Regions from separate parts of the Homo sapiens genome. Here all the other regions are linked to region 2. Evidence: chromatin loops called from intact Hi-C (ENCODE). Cell type or tissue: MCF 10A. All regions are shown on one strand. Each heading gives the region's core, and the rest is flanking DNA. Links, peaks and the distances in the headings are about the cores only. Region 1 has its middle 110 kb from the start of LINC01320. Region 2 overlaps LINC01317 (long intergenic non-protein coding RNA 1317). Region 3 has its middle 290 kb from the start of LINC01318.

What was found. Peaks named below come from ENCODE experiments on the same cell type or tissue, not always from the same donor. Only the 100,000 strongest peaks of a DNase experiment are listed, where the experiment ranks them.
Region 1: a loop joins it to region 2, with 5 times the contacts of the local background. A loop is called at or near these places in 11 of 110 quality-filtered maps.
Region 3: a loop joins it to region 2, with 2.4 times the contacts of the local background. A loop is called at or near these places in 4 of 110 quality-filtered maps.

What each region holds. Positions count from the first base shown.
Region 1 is chr2:34,568,494-34,572,893 of GRCh38, forward strand. No RefSeq gene overlaps it. Among named protein-coding and RNA genes, the nearest start is that of LINC01320, 110 kb to the right of the region's middle. In MCF 10A, for the core only: a CTCF peak has its summit at 2,166 (motif pointing left); no DNase peak of the experiment used is centred there.
Region 2 is chr2:34,103,227-34,107,626 of GRCh38, forward strand. All of the region lies in intron 4 of LINC01317 (long intergenic non-protein coding RNA 1317), which reads left to right. Among named protein-coding and RNA genes, the nearest start is that of LINC01318, 38 kb to the left of the region's middle. In MCF 10A, for the core only: no CTCF peak of the experiment used is centred there; a DNase peak (open chromatin) is centred at 1,955.
Region 3 is chr2:34,353,124-34,357,523 of GRCh38, forward strand. No RefSeq gene overlaps it. Among named protein-coding and RNA genes, the nearest start is that of LINC01318, 290 kb to the left of the region's middle. In MCF 10A, for the core only: no CTCF peak of the experiment used is centred there; no DNase peak of the experiment used is centred there.

The sequences.
Region 1 (4,400 bases), core at 923-3,422, 470 kb after region 2:
ATGTAGGAAGTTTATTGGGGATGTGTCCTTAGAATCGATACTTGTGTAGGTGGAAGGGCAGAAAGGAAACAGTACTGTCCAGAGAGAAGTTGAATTATGATGCAGTCACAACAAAGGGCTCAGCCATTTCTATGAGAAGCTCTGGAGCTAGCATGACCCTTCAGGGTTTTTCTGAATTGGGACAAGGGGACTGGGCCTTTATGCCTCAATACTGAGAAGTGACTGTATGTGGACTGTGCCAGGAAGAAATGTGACATGGGCAAGCCCCAGGGCAAGTTTTAGAGAGGGACTCAGCTGGGAGCTGTAGATAACTCATATTTTATCAGCTGAGGGAATAAGTCCCTTCAGTCCTTAAAGCAGAGACTGGGAGGACCTGAAAGCAGAATGCCATAGCATCCACCATACCAGAGGTACCCATGCCTCCTGCTCAGACCTTTATTATAGAACTTGGCAGTTTGCACAATGGCTACTTGTTCCCATTTCCTGTTCACCACACTAGGCTGTTTTTGAATGAGTGAGTTTGGGAGTTGGGCTTATGGATCAGGAGAAGGTGTGGTATGCATCCCAATGCAGTAAAAGTAGCTTGTGCTAGCCCTACCTTCATTCAGTATAAAAATGTAACTACTTCTATATAACCGATGGATAGCATTGATCTACATATTTGATTACTAGTTTTAAATAAGATTGGCTTCTGTTTCCCAATAATTAAAAATGTGATTAAAACTCCACAAAGCTTTCAATAGGTGATATTTATGTTTCTCCTTAATAAAAGAATTAGCTTTTTAATAACATTAGTAGAATACTAGTGTGCACTTATGAGAAAGAGACACTTTGTCATACAAAAATTTGGGCAAAAGAATGGAAAATAATATTAGATGCCTTTAGTGCCTCGAAACATACTTAGATTCCCTCTTGCTTCTATAAGAAAACATTATTACACGATCAAAGACATATATTGAAAGAAAAAAGCTGTGGCTTTTGAATGCAGCTCATTTAGTTCTGTTCATTAGATGCTAAAGTATAATTAGTTCATTATTATGAATGAAACTGTTCAGGAAATGTAACAGAGTTTTCATAGAAATATATTTAGCATAGCATGCAATTAGTAATTTACGGTTTATACTATTCATCATCAGTCAGTTGATGTCAACATTAAAATTTCATCTTGAACACTGCCTGGCTTCTCTTTGTTTAACTTTAAACTTGAAAGTTAAATTTTAGATGTTTTATTCCTAATTATTAAGTTTTAAGCAAATGATTATATAACTATGAGGTACCAAAGTATTTATGGCCTGAAGCTCAGAAATAATTTGACAAACCAAGGGACACCTGGAGCTACCAGAAACTGGAAGAAGCAAGGAAGGATTCTCCCCAGAACCTTCAAAGAGATACCGTGACACCTTAATTTTGGACTTCTGGCTTCCAGAACTGTAAGAGAATAAATTTGTTAAGTCCTAGGAAATGAATACAGATTTCTATGCCCTCCTAAATGATTGTTTTTAAATAATTAATCAATACTTATTTATACAACTTCCCTCTGTGATATTTGAGGGTTTGGGGGCTTAGAGATCAACCAGCTCTATGTTAACAAGTTTTGGGGCTGCTAGATCCCAGAAAGCCAGCGTACACTTGCTGGGCTCGCTGTAGCACCCAGGGAAACTGAAGCAGCCTGGCACAGGTTTTTACATTGGATGAAACAGAATTCAGGTTTGTAGTGAGTTCTTACAATTTTATGTTGCCTCAGCATCCATTTTAAATATAGATTGGATTTTCTCATATCAGAACTGGGGCTTAGTCACCCTTCAGTTTCCAGTTCTCCACCTTCTCCCAGTTCCTAAAGGTGGTCGACCCAGATATCTGCCTTATAAAACTGCCTCCTGGTGACCATCTCCCTATGGGACAGCTAGATACAACCTATACGACTTGCCCCATTGACCCCCACACGCTGCATGGACTGAGCAGATAGGCTGCAGTGACCACCCCTCAGTTACAGCGTGACTCCATGGAGCTCCTGTCTGCTTGCTCTAAATCTACCAATTAGAACTCTCCAAAGGAAACCTTTGTGGGTGACACCCTGGATCCCAATAAAGCCTCTGGCCCATAGGTCTCTCGCTTTCTTTCTCTTGCTCTCCACCTTCTGGTTGGGCTCACATGTCCAGAGCAGCTTCCCTTTCCCATAGGCTCTACGAGGTCTGCTGCCCTCTTCTGTCTGTGATTTGTAAGCAATACTGTTTCTGTTACTTCATGTGTTTTGCTGTGCTGCCTCTTCTGTGTCTCACCTGACCCGCACTCCCAAACTTAACTCTCCTCCTGGTCAGGGCTCCCCTAGAGGGTGGCTACCTTGGTAGGAATAAACTGGACATAGGTCAAAAAATAGCTGTAAAGGTGTCTGCCAGGATGAAAAAGTTTTCTGTGCAAGGCATACCTGGTCATGGATGAGACACTTATGCATTAGGCCATCCACCAGAAAGAAAAAGTGTCCCATGAAAGACACGTTGTGAATATCCATGATCACATCCCCTGGAGCCCCATCAGGGCAGGGCTATAATTATACCCACTTTCAAAAGAGACCTCAAGACCAAATCACAGGAAGTATACAAGGCTGTTTGTAAATCTCATCCACAAACTGGGACCCCACATTTTTCTCCTTCAAAACAAAGTTCTCCACACTTTGATTAAGAATACTTAGCTCTGCCGGGTGCCATGGCTCATGCCTGTAATCCCAGCACTTTGGGAGGCTGAGGCAGGCGGATCGCGAGGTCAGGAGATCAAGACCATCCTGGGTAACACAGTGAAACCCCGTCTCTACTAAAAATACAAAAAATTAGCCGGGTGTGGTGGTGGGCACCTGTAGTCCCAGTTACTCGGGAGGCTGAGGCAGGAGAATGGTGTGAACATGGGAGGCGGAGCTTGCAGTGAGCCGAGATGGCGCTACTGCACTCCAGCCTGGGTGACAGAGCGAGACTCCGTCTCAAAAAAAAAAAAAAAAAAAAAAAAGCTCAAGTGTTTTATTTTAGAGGTGAAGAAATTAAAACTCTTAAGCTGTAAATATGTATCCACAGTAACACCACGGTTAATTTTGGGCCCATGTATTCGGGTTCTTACTACTTTCTACACCCCATTGGCCCATTGGTTAGGAGGACAATTAAGTCTGATACTGAAACATAAACATTGGTAGCTCAATCAAGTATAATCACTTATATTTGGAAAACAATATTTGTAAATGTGTATTTACATTTATCTTTACACGTTTTCTACTTTCAAACTTTATGATGTTAACTGCGACACTATGAAGATTAACAAAACACGTAGATTACCCTTTACACACTCTACATTTTTGCTACAATCATGATATTTAATCATTATAATAACTTCAGATAAAGTCATTTTCCCAAAGTAAATGGCAGGGCTGGAACTCAAACATTTACTTTCTAGCTCCCAGCCCATTTTTTTCCCTACTGGAATAGCAGCAAAATGTAGTACAAGTAGGGTGACCATGTAATTAATTGTTAAAAGCTGGGTCATTTTAAGAGTGAAGGAAGCATTATTTATAAATACACTGGGACAAGTGGTGTAAACCAGGACTATGCTGATGAAACAGAATATAAAAAATAAGAAGTCTGGGAGATTACTTCGTTTCTTTTAAGCTGAATTTTGAACATTACAAAATTGTAATTTTGTAATTACATTGAACCCGCCAACGTCCTAGTATGTAATGCAGTTCTGATTAAGAAAAAGGCATCTCTTTAAGTTATGCACTGGAGCATTCACTCTCAACACTGTGGTGGAAGCAACAATGCATGCCAAGATAGAGCGTACTACAAATATTTGTAAGAATACCTTGAGTGCTCCTTGAGAAATCAGACTTAATGGGAGATACCCATAATTTTTTTTAGGTTAACTCAAGATGTGGTCCTCTCAGTAGCTATGCATTTTGTAAAGTTCTTGCTCTCTTCTTCCAGCACAGTTGGGCTGATTTTCCTTTGTGATTCTTAAATCCTTCATGCATACCTTTTTAGAGTACTGAATTTATTATACTGTATTTTTTTAAAAAAATTATTATGTTTTGCTGTGCAGAAGCTCTTTAGTTTAATTAGATCCCATTTGTCAATTTTGTCTTTTGTTGCCATTGCTTTTGGTGTTTTGGACATGAAGTCCTTGCCCACGCCTATGTCCTGAATGGTAATGCCTAGGTTTTCTTCTAGGGTTTTTATGGTTTTAGGTTTAACGTTTAAATCTTTAATCCATCTTGAATTGATTTTTGTATAAGGTGTAAGGAAGGGATCCAGTTTCAGCTTTCTACATATGGCTAGCCAGTTTTCCCAGCACCATTTATTAAATAGGGAATCCTTTCCCCATTGCTTGTTTTTCTCAGGTTTGTCAAAGATCAGATAGTTGTA
Region 2 (4,400 bases), core at 731-3,230:
TTGTCCATAGACACTACTTTTACCCTCCTCAGTGGCTCTGTGGACATCTAATTGTAATCCAAGAAAATAAAGTTGCTGAAATACACTTTGAGGAATGCTAGATAGATTAGCAAGGCATTTAATAACAAGGGTTGTAATTATTTGTTCTAGGCAGAGTTCTTCTAATTGGGGTGGGTGAATTGGGAGAATAAACGTTGATTGAGCACTCGTTACAAATGGAACAGTGCACAACATCTCTTCTTAATGTTTAGCTGTTCCTAGAAGAGAGAGAATCTGAATCCTATTTTGCAAATGCAGATGCTGGGGTTCAAGAGAATAAAACGTCTACAGGCAGTCATGTAGCCTATCACATACAAGGTCTGGGCCCTTGGCACTACTTAACGTGCACTCTCATGTATAGAACCCTCAAAAACAAAATTGCTGACAGCACATTTTCACTTTTGTTATGAAAACATAGATTTCAAGAAAGGGCCCTGTAGAAGTTCTTGGAGAAAAATTAAGAGCCTATTCAAGTCTTCAAGTGAAGCTTTGAATATTGTAGGTTAGGCAGGGACACATCAATACTTTTATTAACTAGGGCCACTGAGGTTGAGAATGATGAGTGCTAGTTGAGCTGGATGTCAGACCAGAATACCGTCTGCCTTTTGAGATGAAATGACCACCTCCAGCTCCTAAAAAGAAACTGTTCCCAAGCTTTATTAATGTTCTGACTCCATCATTTGGATCCTGACTGGGTATGTGCCGCCTTGTGAGATTTTGATTAAAATTGTGCCTTCTGGAATTTTCTCCTTAAAGAAAAGGTAAGTACTCAACCAATCTCTGAAACATGCGTCAGCAATAGTTGATAAATACTTTAAAGATTTTATTTCCCTGAGATATACTGTAAGCAGAACAATTTAGGGAAATAATTTCTTAGGGGAAAAAAACTTATAGCTAGTTTACTGAGGACTCTGACGTATAATGGTAGTCTATATTTTGAGGACTGTCTTCTCTGTATTATATTTTAGGCCTTTTTTTGGAAAAATTGCTCTTGTGCTATAACCTGCTGGAGTGATTTTGAATAATAGTGTTAAGAAAAGGCAGTTTGTTGAGGTTCAGGGTTTTATTTGTTTCAGTTAGTAGGGAGAGCAGTATTAATATGTATTACAATTGCACAGTAAGAAAAACAGGATGTGTTTATTTTTTCCATGGGTATGATATATGATGTGGTTTCAAATCTCAAATGTTACTCAATTTCATATATACGGGCATTTAATCAAGATGGACTTTAAAATATCACATATGATATTACCAATTACTGTTACCATGAAAGGTGAGGAAGATTTCTTTAGTTGAATTATTTATAACCAAAATGGCCCAGATACAGGCTTGCTGCATGCTTTCTCCAGGAAAATGCCTCAGTCACCTTGTCATTGAATGACTGAGCCTTATTTCCCCTGTATTTCATTGTACTCCAACCAGCTCAGCCAAGCACAAAAGTGCAACCCCACAGACAACAGTTCATTGCACTTGGCAAGTCTTCCCATTAAGCAGGAATGTTTACCGTATTTATATTTGTGTATGTACTGTACTCATAAACATGCAAGCTGTACTCATTTCTGTTATGATTTGTGGCTTCTAAAATCAATCAGTCACCTAGATAACAGGCTACCTGGTTTCTTCCCATGCTATGATGAGGTATGAGTATATCTGTCTATGTGTATAGCTCAATGAGATTATTCTCATTTACTGCTACTCATTAGAATTCCTTAGCAATCTTAAAAAAGAACAAAAGCGGGATATTAACAGAACAATTACATCAGAATATCTGGCAGTGGGATGAGGGTATAATTATTTACTTACGTACTTGTTTTAGACTTTTTATTTTGGAATATCTTTAACATATATGTGGAAGTGAAAAAAATAAAATAATGAATCTACAGGATGATGTAACCATTGCTCAGCATCGACAATGTCTGATTCATTGTTAGACTTGTTTTATATATAGCCAACCCCACTTTCACTAACCCTTCCTTTGGGCTATTTGGATAGAAGTCCTAGCTATGACTTCATCTGAAAAATATCTTAGTGTGGATGTATGTGTAGTTAAAAGAGGATAATTCATTGAAAACTTGTAATACCATTAGGACACCAAAAGTTTAACTTACTTCTTTTGTATAATCAAATATCCTGTCAATGTTCGCACTTCCCAGATTGTCCCATATATTTATAATTTGTTGGCTCAAATCAGAATTCAAAGAAGGTATATTTATTGAGATCGGTTAATGTGTTTCTCACATCTTTTAAAATCTATAGCCTACGTCTCCATCTCTTTTTCTTGCAAAAAAGAGAGTGAGTCATTTGTTTGCAGTTTTCCAAAGGGTTAGGAATAATTGAATTTCTGTTACATCATTTCATGTGTTCCTCTGTTCTCTTTATTTCCTGTAAATTGATAGTTAGAGCTAAAAGCTTGGTAGAATTTAAATTGGATCACTTTGGAAAGATTGTTTTGTAAATGTTATTGGGCACACCCATCATTAGGCAAAATATTTCTGGTTGTTTCTCTTTTTGAGATATTAACAGCCTCTGATGATCAATGCCCAGACCCATTTTTGAATTAGTTTACAAAGTGATGCTATTCTAATTCAATTTTTCCTTTTACTTACTAGCTGCAATAGTTCATTCTATAATGAAGTTTTCCATCATCAACTATCTAATTACCCTGAGATTATATAGTTTATACAGTAAAGAAAGGAAAACTCCTTGATTCTTTTCTCTTATTTGCTAGTTTTCAAATGAGACCACATACCAGTTTCTTCCAATGAGGTTTAAAATTTGATATGATGAATGCATGAATTCTTAAATATGTGATATATTTTAATACTTGCAAATATTTTTCTTATTTGTGCTTAAATTGTCTCAACAATGGCCAGGGTATCCTCTTCATTTTGGATTCTGAGCCCTTTGGACACAATCCTAATAGTCACTGCTTTCTTGCTTTCTGGTATGAAGGCTCATCTTAAACATTCCTAAAAACAGCCATTTCTCTAAGAAGCCCTAGTTCCTTTTATGAGGAAATGTAATTAGAGACACAGATCTGATAGCTTGACATGCTCATTGTTACTAGATTGCTCATTTTAGAGCAGTTCACAGTAATATTGAGCAGAAGATACAGAGATTTCCCATGTACCTCCTTCCCCAACACGTGCACAGCCTCTCTTGTTACCAACATTCTCCACCGGAGTAGTGCATTTGTTACAATCTATGAACCTACCTTGACACATCATTATCACCCAAAGTCCATAGTTTACATTAGGGTTCACTTTTGGCATATAGTCTATAGGTTTGGACAAATGTATGATGACATTATCCACCATTATAGTATTATACAGCGTAGTTTCATTGCCCTAAAAATTCTCTGTGTTCTGCCTGTGTATCCATCTTCCCACTCAAACCCTGGCAACCACCAGTCTTTTAATTGGCTCTTTAGTTTTGACTTTTCAGAATGTCCTGAGGTTGGAATCCTACAGTATGTAGTCTTTTCAGATTGGCTTTTTTTCACTTAGTAATACGCATTTAAGTTTCCTGTATATCTTTTCATGGCTTGATAGCTCTTTTCATTTTAGTATTGCATAATATTTTACCTTCTGGATATATTACAGTTTATTCACCTACTGAAGACATCTTGGTTGCTTCCAAGTTTTGACAATTATAAATCAAACTGCTATAAACACTCATGTGCAGGTTTTTGTGTGGACATGTTTTCCACTCCTTTTGTTAAGTACCAAGGAGCTTGATTGCTAGATTCTATGGTAAGAATCTATTTAGTTTTGTAAGAAACTGCTAAGCTGTCCTCCAAAGTGGCTGTACCGTTTTGCATTCCTACCAGCAATGAATGAGTTTCTGTTGTTCCACATTCTTGCTGGCATGTGGTGGTGTTGTTTCTGGATGTTTACCATTCTAGTAGTTGTGTATTGGTATATCATTGTTGTTTTAATCTGCATTTCCCAGATGACCTATGACATGGAGCATCTTTTCATATGCTTCTTTGTTTTCTGTATATCTTCTTTGATGAGGAGTCTGCTAAGGCCTTTGGCACATTTTTTAATCAAGTTGTTTGTTTTCTTACTGTTGAGGTTTAAGAGTTCTTTATATATTTTGAATAATAGTCCTTTATTAGATATATCTTTGCTTTTTACAAATATTTTCTCCCAACCCGTGGCTTACGTTTTCATTCTATGACGGTGTCTTTTGCTGAACAGAAGTTTTTAATTTTAATGAAGTCCAGCTTATTATTTCTTTGATAGTTCTTGCTCTTGGTATTGTATCTGAAATGTCATTGCCAAACCCAAGGCCACCTAGATTTTCTCCTATGTTATGGGATTTTTATAGTTTTGTGGAAAATAGAAACATATTTTAGA
Region 3 (4,400 bases), core at 703-3,202, 250 kb after region 2:
ACCTTTCCCAGTATCCCACTGGAATCGCTTTTATTCTCACCTGTTAAGTAATAAGAAGCTTTTTATTGTTTTATTTAACAAACACTGACATTGCACCTAGTATGTGACATATACTATGTTAAGCACTTTATTCACTAATTTGTATTTAGTATAAATATTAACTTACAATCCCATGAAGTAACTATGATTTTGTTTTTATTTTACAGGTTAAAAGCGTGAGGTACAGAGAAGTTAAGTTTTTACTCAAAGTCACATAGATATTAAATGCTGGTGCTAGGTTCAAACTTAGGAAATCTGGTTCTGAGTCCCTCCAGAGCCCATGTTTTTTATCACTATGCTAAAATCCCTCCTATAGACTATTACATATTGCATTATGGATATATTGCAATGCTTAAAACATTACAGTATTTTGGTGTTTACATATCTATCTCTCTACTAAGCTTCCTGAAAACAGAAACTGTTTAATTTCGTTTCCCAGATTGCTGGCTTAGCACCTGACATGAAATGGGTATTCAATAAATGCTTGTTGAATTGAATTGAGTTAAGATTAAAGCCAATTTGTTTGTCTTTCCTCTGCTGATAAATGGACTTGCATGGCAGTTGTTTGCCTTGAGGTTTGTTTCTATAAACTCAGTGGGAGAAAAGGTAAGAAGATAAAAGCAAGTTAGCTCAGCAAAAAAGAAAGACTAGTAAATGATCAGAAAACACCATTAAATACTATCACAGAAGTTCTTTTCAGGAATGAATATTTACTTTAGCCATCTAGTGGGGGAGATAGAAGTTTACACAATAATAGGGTGACTAGGAAGCCTTGTGTCAATAGTGCAATTTGTTTACTGAATAAATCAAAGAGTCGTATACACAATTTGTACACTTTGAACATTGTTAAATGAAGTTGACCTGTATTCTTTGGAAAGGGAAATGCTGCTTCTGATAGAAATCCTGATAGCTCAAGTAGAAAAAGCTGAACTAATTGAATCTTCAAAGGAAAAAAAAAATTACAAATCCCTTTAGAGGGAAAAATATAATAAAAGAGGATAAAACCAAAATAATCATTTAGGCTTTATCATTATGGATTATGAATATTCTCATGGAAGCATTTGGCACTAATGAGCTCTAATAGGACTATAGTATTACAAAGCTGTCGTCATGGCAATTAATAATACATATGATCTCCACTGAAATATCAAATAAATCTATGGTAAAATGTATATTGGACTTGAGTAAATGCCAAATGGGTGTAATGGTGAGAGGCATTGATGATGGAAAGATAGCACTGCCTTTTCTCTTATGTAATTCAGTATTCAGGTAAATAAACACACTTCATGTTATAAATGATTGGCTTCTAGTTCTTCCGTCAATGAGTAAGAATTCAATCATATAAAACTACTACAGCTTAATATTCAGTAAAGTAATAGACTCAAAATCAGAATTGTTGAGATGAAAGCACCTTCAAAGTAGGTTATGTTCAAATTCCCACCCAATATAGACGTTTTTTTGCTTCTACAATATTCCTTAAAAATAGTTATTCATTCTCACTAGTTCTACCCATCAGGAAATGTAATACTTTATACAATAATCCTTTCCATTTTTGTCCAGCTTTAGTTTTCAGAGGGGCCAATGAATAGAGCAATATTAATTTAGATCTCACTTGAAGTTCAGCGTTAAAATTCTTCTACACATTTTAAGAAATGAAAAAAGTTTGCAAATAAAATGCATATTTGCTACTCATAAGAAGACTTGCTGCAGTAATCTATAAAGAGGAATCTGTAAATATATTATTAACAACGATTTTTATAAAAAATGGATCAGATAATTTCATATGATTCTTATTCCTTTGGTTAGTCTTAATTAAAACTCTACCTACAACACTTTGTTGGTAATAGAGTTAATGTATTTCTGAAGAATAGAATCCTTTTTATGCAATCTTTAATTCAGCTGTTATTAATATTCATAATATTTGTCTCACTTTGAAAACACCTAGGCTTTGTAATACTTAAATTATTGGAGTGGAGTGCTTAAATTATTCTAAGCAGTGTCTCTCTCCCAAAATGCTTGGAACCTAGTTTTCTGTTTAGCTGGCTCTTTCTGAATGCTGAATGTAGAGGGAGATCCCTTTGTTATCTATGGATTTTGTACTATTACATGCATCATTGTAATACTATGGAACAAGAGTTCAGAACAATGAAATCATTGATGACATCCTAAAGACTTTACATTTAAAAAGCTGAAATAAAACTTACTTTCACTTCTTTGCATTATGATGGACTTAACAAACATTCATTTGGTGTCTGCTATGCACCAGACAGCACTCCTAATACCTCATACTCAACAACATGGGGTTGTTAATACCTCAAAAACTAGGGGTATATAAGTGTTGGAAGCAAAGAAAAAGAAAACAAAACTATGTAATATTCTCTGTAGTAAGCACTTAAAATGGACAAAACTAGTTGCTAAGTGTTTTAAATGCATCTTCTATTATTAAATACATCTCTTACTAGCATTTATTAAATCCTTACCATATGGCAGGTACCATAGTAAATGTTTATAGATATGCGTTTATTCCTCACAACAATCCTATAAAATAGATACAATTGTGGCTGTTGTTTTATCCATTTTATAGATGACAGAAGTGAGGCACAGAGAAGCTTGTGGCATTTTCAAGGATATACAGCACCTTGGTGGCACTGCCAGAAATACATGGCTACTCCATGAACTGTTACGAATACAAACTTCAAATGACCACTTTTTAATTAAATAATTGGAAACATCTACAGGAGAGTCTTCTATCTTTTTTGCTTTAAAGTACAGGCAGCAACAGTACAAAGTAAGAAAGCCATTTTCTAGGAAAGGTGAAAAATAAAACTAGAGGATTCGAAACGGAAATCAGGTTTGATGATAGAGATAATAAAATTTTCTGAAATTTTAGTGAGAACTTGAAAGAGAATATGTAAAGAGGAAAATGATTCAGTAACATCCCTTTAAGACATAAAGTCAGGATATAAATCTCATAATTAGGAGAAAAATGTAAATTGTTTTGTGGTAGATAGTGTGGCTTAAGTTCAGCTGGTTCAAGTTCAGCCCCATAATTAAAAAAAAATGACACAAAGCATGAGTCTTCGATGTCATTTCAATCATAATGCGAAGCAGTTCAATTCACAAACTGTGGTAGTCAGAAGCAGCATTAATTATCCCCTGGGTATCTTTGTCCTCATAGCATAGCACGGGAATATAAGGATTAAAGACAAGATGGGTCTGGTAATGAGGAAAATTCTCTCAAGTGAAGAGATCATTTTTGGGATAACTATTTGTTGGCTCTTGTGCCAGACAATTTAAACACTGCCAGGTCTAACTTTTAGAATACATTTACAGATAAGTCAACTGAGGCTGTGATTTCACAGTGACACAATAAAGTAGAATCAGGTTAAAATCCAGGAGGAATTCTTGTACACCTGCAGGGACACACACATTTCTCTAAAACCTTTCATTCTATTACTCAAGGCTTTTCCTGTTCTACCTCTGTTGGTGATTTATCTCTCTTTAAATACTTTTTCCTAAGTTAAACATACCCATGACTAGACTCAGTCCTCTAGGAAGGGTTTAATCTGGGCTATATAACAGGATAATAAAGCTCCTGTGAGATACTTCATTGTTTAATGGTACAAAGAAAATGAATGATGAGTATGAATTTGCCAACATTGAAGGGCATTCTGCCTATATGTGAATTAAATCTGACAGATCATCATATGCAAGAAATGCCCACACCACCTAAAAATGTGCTTATGTTCGAGAAATGAGATCTATGTTTAGCTGTCAAATAGAATTAGGTGAAGAGAGGATGCAGAACTGTCAAAAACTTGTAGGCTGACAGTGTTTATTCAATGCAGATTGTAAAACAAGACAATTATTACCAGAGAGGCTTTCTCTCTCTGTGGACCTGGATTGGTAGCACGCTATCACCAAAGCATCAACCTGCTTTGGTCATAGTTCAAAAAAATCACTGGCCATCATAAGAAACTTGAATTTCCTTCTAGATAAGGTCAAGAAAGAACAAAATTAGAATTTGTAACTTTAGAAATAGATTTAAGAAATGTTCAGAATAGAGGGGCCATTTGGTATACACATCAAAAACAATTCCTAATTACATTATACATTTAACAACAAATGATTGAGTAGAAGATAAATTTCACCAATGGGATGACCGAGAAGCCCTCTGCAGATTCATTTGACTGATTTAATATGGGGATATACTAAAAGCACAACGCATATTTACAAGGCTATTGTACAGCAAGCAAACTGTGAATTGTGTGAGTGGCCATTGACTCTTTGTGAGGCTTTAAGCCATTTTGATGGCAGAACTGTGGGCCTTTTAGGTTCCCGGGCAACATTAAATAAGCATG